2 separate regions of the Homo sapiens genome follow, and region 1 is linked to region 2. Evidence: chromatin contacts called from ENCODE Hi-C or POLR2A ChIA-PET data. All regions are on one chromosome and are shown on one strand. The core of a region is the stretch at or near the end of the contact, and the rest is flanking DNA. Distances in the headings are between cores, read along the strand shown.

The links. Hi-C counts contacts between places; a loop is a spot of excess contacts on that map. ChIA-PET counts read pairs that join two places held with the same protein, here RNA polymerase II (POLR2A). Pooled maps may share reads with other maps.
Region 1: a pooled map shows a loop between it and region 2 (2.5-fold over the local background). The contact joins the enhancer-like site here to the promoter of XKR8 in region 2. A Hi-C loop is called at or near these places in 8 of 168 maps with a recorded cell type or tissue (CD4-positive, alpha-beta T cell, CD8-positive, alpha-beta T cell, OCI-LY7 and 3 more), 14 of 37 single-sample maps with no recorded cell type and 17 of 50 pooled maps. POLR2A ChIA-PET finds 5 or more read pairs at or near these places in 3 of 52 experiments (H1, activated CD4-positive, alpha-beta T cell and activated naive CD4-positive, alpha-beta T cell).

The regions. Positions count from the first base shown.
Region 1 is chr1:28,198,346-28,201,045 of GRCh38, forward strand. It overlaps DNAJC8 (DnaJ heat shock protein family (Hsp40) member C8), which reads right to left. Exons shown (of 9, transcript NM_014280.3): 9 at 1,933-2,700. Among named protein-coding and RNA genes, the nearest start is that of PTAFR, 23 kb to the left of the region's middle. RefSeq lists a silencer at 1,320-1,649. Within about 2 kb of position 1,373, at least 6 of the 41 ENCODE cell types and tissues checked have a DNase peak (open chromatin) inside an H3K27ac peak, as active enhancers do; they include CD8-positive, alpha-beta T cell and natural killer cell, where a contact is called at or near this core.
Region 2 is chr1:27,958,669-27,961,507 of GRCh38, forward strand. It overlaps XKR8 (XK related 8), which reads left to right and starts at 1,305. Exons shown (of 3, transcript NM_018053.4): 1 at 1,305-1,694. The coding sequence starts at 1,402. SMPDL3B (sphingomyelin phosphodiesterase acid like 3B) reads left to right here. Exons shown (of 8, transcript NM_014474.4): 8 at 1-484. The coding sequence ends at 170. RefSeq lists a silencer at 1,176-1,565 and an enhancer at 1,246-1,809.

The DNA of each region.
Region 1 (2,700 bases), core at 123-2,622, 240 kb after region 2:
TGTCGCCCAGGATGGAGTGCAGTGGCGCGATCTCGGCTCACTGCAAGATCCACATCCCGAGTTCACGCCATTCTCCTGCCTCAGCCTCCCGAGTAGCTGGGACTACAGGCGCCTGCTACCACGTCCGGCTAATTTTTTGTATTTTTAGTAGAGACAGGGTGTCACCGTGTTAGCCAGGATGGCCTCGATCTCCTGACCTTGTGATCCGCCTGCCTTGACCTCCCAAAGTGCTGGGATTACAGGCGTGAGCCACCCCACCCGGCCTTTCCAGCAGGCATTCTTTCATCTTTACCAACTTAATTTTATTGGAAACAGGTGCCCAATCCCAAGGAGTAAGGCTTGGTATATTGCCTGTCTGTTCTTCGCAGCTCTCCCAGCCAAACTTACCAAGAGGGGTCCCTGTGACCCATTTTCTAACCAGTGACATCTTCTGGGAAAAATTTTGCTCCCTGGATGACTTATTTCTGTTTGGTAGTTGTTATAAGATGTGGTGCTAGAAACTTCTTGCAACTATGAGATGCCAAACCCTCCACAGAGGACGGAGAAGCATAGTAAGAGCCTGTTTCCCTGGAGGTATTACTGAATGAATGATTCCACCATGAACAATACCTGAAACCACCTGTCTCCACTTATGGAAGTAAAATATTCCTCTAATTCTTTTTGCCAGTTATTCCTTGCAGCCAAAACACTCCTAACTGATGCATCAGCCCCTGGGTTCCAGTTTTTAAAAGGGCCACTTTCTTCAGGAAACATTCCCTGGCTGCTAAAAATGAGATCAAGGGCCCCCTTCTCGGAGCAGTGGACAGTCTTCTTGCCCGTGTGCCCCAGCTGTGAGGCAGGCAACAGGGGTCCTGCAGTGTTCACCACTGTATTTCTAAACCAGCATATTTGTTCAATGAATAAACACACCTGATATGATTTGGATTTGTGTCCCCACCCAAATCTCATGCCCAATTGTAATCCCCCACGTTGGAGGAGGGACCTGGTAAGAGGTCATATGATCCATATGTTTGGATCATAGGGGCCGCCCCCTTTGCTGTTCTTGTGATAGTGAGTTCTTATCTATCACTATCCAGATAGTGAGATCTGGTTGTTTAAAAGCGTACAGCACCTCTCCCTGCGCTCTCTTCCTCCTGCTCCGGCCATGTAAGACGTGCCTCCTTCCTCTTCACCTTCTGCCACAACTGTTAAGTTTCCTGAGGCCTCCCCAGCCATGCTTCCTGTAAAGCCTGTGAAACCATGAGTCAATTAAACCTCTTTTCTTTATAAATTACCCAGTCTCAGGTAGTTCTTCATAGCAGTGTGAGAACTAACACCCATAGCTAATTGCTGGCACAGCCTCCTTGAGGGCAAAGGTAAGTTTGCAGATAGCTGAACTGAACCACCACCACTTAACCTCTAAGGAAGCGGTGTGTGCACCCACATCCTGGACTGAAATGGGGTTGCTTGGCTTTGCTTGGCTAGAAAAGATAATCACTGCCCCCCTAGTCAGGACTGCATTACCTCACGGCATGTATCACTTTTGCAGGGCAACTAAACATTTTCTCCCCCTGCCTTGGTCCAGTTTTAGCCAGAAGCACACCCACCCACCCACCCACTCATCACTGTGCTCTACTTCACATGTGGTTTGGATGTGCTCAGTGGTACTTGGAAGGACAGTAAGACACCCAAGCCTCTGTCCTCTCCCACAGAGAAATGAAAGTTGCACTTCTCATGATACTAAAAGACATGGTGCCTTTCGTAGTCATTGTGCCTGTTTACTCATCTACAAGACATTGCAAAAAGCAAAACTCTAGTTTTGAGTCACCTAGTTTCCTGTATCTTCACATTTCAAGTGTCACCTTTCCCCTTCTCACTTTGGGCCCCTCCTGAGGGCTGATTCTGTCCCTGAAAGCAAGCAGGACATTTAAGCATAGACTGTGAGCTGGACGCTTTCATATATTACTTCATTTAATCCTCAAAACAATCAGTATCTTCATTTTACACAGAAATAATAGGATATTGGCAATACCCAAGGAGCACTATGGTAGTTACCTTGTATATGCCATGGCAAATCTGCCCTAAAAGCTGCTGCAGTAATTCATATTCCCATTTCATAGATGAAGAAACTAAGGTTCAGCCAGGTCTGTCCAACCCCAAAGCATTTTGGGGTTCAGCCAAGCCAGACAAGGGACCCACAAGGGAGAGTACAAGGAAAAGTACATCAATGGCTTGGGTATAAAAATTTATTATACATAAAGAATATTACCACTAACAAATGCAGACAGGCTAGGACATGGTACTGGGTGGAGGACGGCTAGCTCTTTGGAAAGTGAAAGGTTTGGGTGGCGTGGGCCTCATGCCACACTGATTGGTCAGTAGACAGGGGGCACATGCCAAACACCACAGGGCATCAGATGCTGCTCTGTGTGCTCACAAGTGTTCCCTGTCTTATCTGGGCCTTCGAAGGGAGCACACCCAGAAGCGAGCAACTGAAGCGAAGGGGCTTCCTAAGGTGCCCCTTCCAGGCTTGTCTCTGAAGTCACAGCAACACTGTTTTAAGCAGTATGTTTAATTGGATGATTTCCACAAACTATCCACGAAGTTTCTAACCATCACAATTCAGTGAAGTACAAAACACTGAGTTACAGGCTGTGGGAAGAGAAGGCAGCACCAATGGTGGCACCTTCTAATACTGGTTGTTCTAGGGGCAGGGAGAGG
Region 2 (2,839 bases), core at 55-2,554:
ACTCTGCTGGGGTCTGCGACGAGGCCTGCAGCATGCAGCACGTGTGTGCCATGCGCCAGGTGGACATTGACGCTTACACCACCTGTCTGTATGCCTCTGGCACCACGCCCGTGCCCCAGCTCCCGCTGCTGCTGATGGCCCTGCTGGGCCTGTGCACGCTCGTGCTGTGACCTGCCAGGCTCACCTTCTTCCTGGTAACGGGTAACGGGGGCAGCGCCCAGGATCACCCAGAGCTGGGCCTTCCACCATTTCCTCCGCGCCTGAGGAGTGAACTGAAATAGGACAACCGAATCAGGAAGCGAAGCCCCAGGAGCTGCAGCCATCCGTGATCGCGCCACTGCACTCCAGCCTGGGTGACAAAGCCAGACTCTCTCCAAAAACAAACCAGAAACAGAAAAGAAATGACGACCCAAGACCCCCCTACAAGCATACTTCTTTTGCGTATTATGTTTAACTCACAAAACAAAGCTCATCATGCGTTTGATTCTGTGTTGTGTTCCTTTTCTTTTCTTTTGAGACGGAGTCTCGCTCTGTCGCCCAGGCCGGAGTGCAGTGGCGCTATCTCGGCTCTCTGCAACCTCTGCCTCCCGGGTTCAAGCGATTCTCCTGCCTCAGCCTCCTAGCTGGGACTACAGGCGCGCGCCAACACGCCCGACTAATTTGTATTTTTAGTAGAGACGGGGTTTCGCCATGTTTGCCAGGCTGGTCTCGAACTCCTGACCTCAGGTGATCCGCCCGCCTGGGCCTCCCAAAGTGTTGGGATTACAGGCGTGAGTCACCGCGCCCGGCCTCTATTCCCTTCCGTATGGAAATGAGGTTAACTCATTTGCAGGAACCTAACGCCCGCCCTCCCCCGACTCGGATCGCTGGCGTGAACCCAGCGGCCCCGTGCTCTCCGGGTATCCCTGGATCGAGGCGCACGCGTTGTTGCAAAGTCTCGCACTTAGGGATTAGAATGTGCCTTTGCGTTTCGTTTTGTTTTGCAACAATACAGGTGTGAGGGATCGCAGCCCTGGTCCAGGCTCTAGTCTCCCCGCCCTCTCGCTTTCTTGGGCCTCCGGGCGCCTCAAAGGTAAAACTAGGCCATTTGAAGCCTGCGAAGCGAAGGGCAGTCGGTCTTCAGGCCTAGCGGGCTTGGCTGGGCTGGGTCGGTGGACCCCTGGGCTGGCGGCGGGAGCAGAGCATCGAGCGGCTTTTAGCTGGGGTTCGGGCGGAGGACCTGGGACAACCGCGGGCCTCGCTCCTCCCCGGACGGGGCGGGACGGGGAAGTCCCGCCCACCAGGCCCAGGCCCCGGGCCGCCCCGAGGGCTGCGCCCACCTCCTTCCTGCCTCGGCAACCCCGGGCCCTGAGGGCAGGCCCCAACCGCGGAGGAGCAGGAGAGGGCGGAGGCCGGCGGGCCATGCCCTGGTCGTCCCGCGGCGCCCTCCTTCGGGACCTGGTCCTGGGCGTGCTGGGCACCGCCGCCTTCCTGCTCGACCTGGGCACCGACCTGTGGGCCGCCGTCCAGTATGCGCTCGGCGGCCGCTACCTGTGGGCGGCGCTGGTGCTGGCGCTGCTGGGCCTGGCCTCCGTGGCGCTGCAGCTCTTCAGCTGGCTCTGGCTGCGCGCTGACCCTGCCGGCCTGCACGGGTCGCAGCCCCCGCGCCGCTGCCTGGCGCTGCTGCATCTCCTGCAGCTGGGTTACCTGTACAGGTGAGTGCTTCGCCCCGGGAGGGGAGGAGTGTCGGAGCCCAGCACCTCCGTCAGCTGGGTCACCTGTACAGGTGACACGCCATATGCCGGGAAGGGGACTGGGAGAGGGAACCAAGTCCTGTGGGCGCCTGGCCTACAGGTGAGCGTGCAGCCCTTTACGGAAAGGGAATCCCGGTAGACTGCCTTCATTCTAGCCCTAGCTTTCCTGGCACAGGCGAAGAAACTGAGGCCCAGGGAAGAAAGGGAGGCGCATGGGCTTTGAAGTCGGACCTCTCAGGGATCCACTTCTGGCTTTGCCCCCTCTCGCCTCACTTCTGCATTTCTCTGAGCCTCAGTTTCCTCCTGCGTAGAAAGGAGGTAGTCACCCTGAGACAGGTGTGACGGGCAGGCCTGTTGTGAAGAGTGAGCGAAAGAATGAGAAAGTGCCTCGCACAGTGCCTGGCCTGTAATGGCAGGGGCTGCGGACTCAGTTCAGCATCCCATGTTTCAGCATGGGCAGGGCCTTGGGAAGTCACTGACCTCTCAGTGGGGCTGTTTGGTTGCTGTTCCCATTGGGATGGGGATAGCGCCTGCCCGTTTGGTGAAGATGCAGTGAAATGACATCTGTCCACTGCCCTGGCTCAGAGTGAGCACTCAGCAACCTCAGCTGGCTTCTTGACCTGGGCCTCCCTGGGAGTTTCAGCAGCCCTGACCCCACCACAGCGCTTGCCCCTCACAAAGGCCGCCTCTCACCCTGTCTGCCTGGTTGTATTCTTCCCCCTGAAACTTGGCTTCCCACCCCAGACCCAGCAAGAGGGCAGAGATGGCCTCTGACTCATCCATGCCCATGGAGCCAGCCAGGGCTGGGCATAGGCTGGGTCCTGGAAAATGTGTGTGGATTCTGCTCCTTTTTGGACCTGGTGGAGCCTCGTAGAGATGGGAAAACAAACCCAAGGCTCAGAGGCATGCGACAAAGTCAGGGCAGAGGGTGGTGTGGGTTGGGATGGGGTGGCCAGGGCCAGGATCTGCTCTTGAATCCGTTTTTACAAACTCTTGAGATCTGGCCTTGACAAAGCCACACGGAGTCTCCAGGAGTGGAAGAGAGGAGCTTTGAATGTGGCAGTTTTGCCTGAGGGATTATAGAGACATCAGAAAACCCCGGGTGG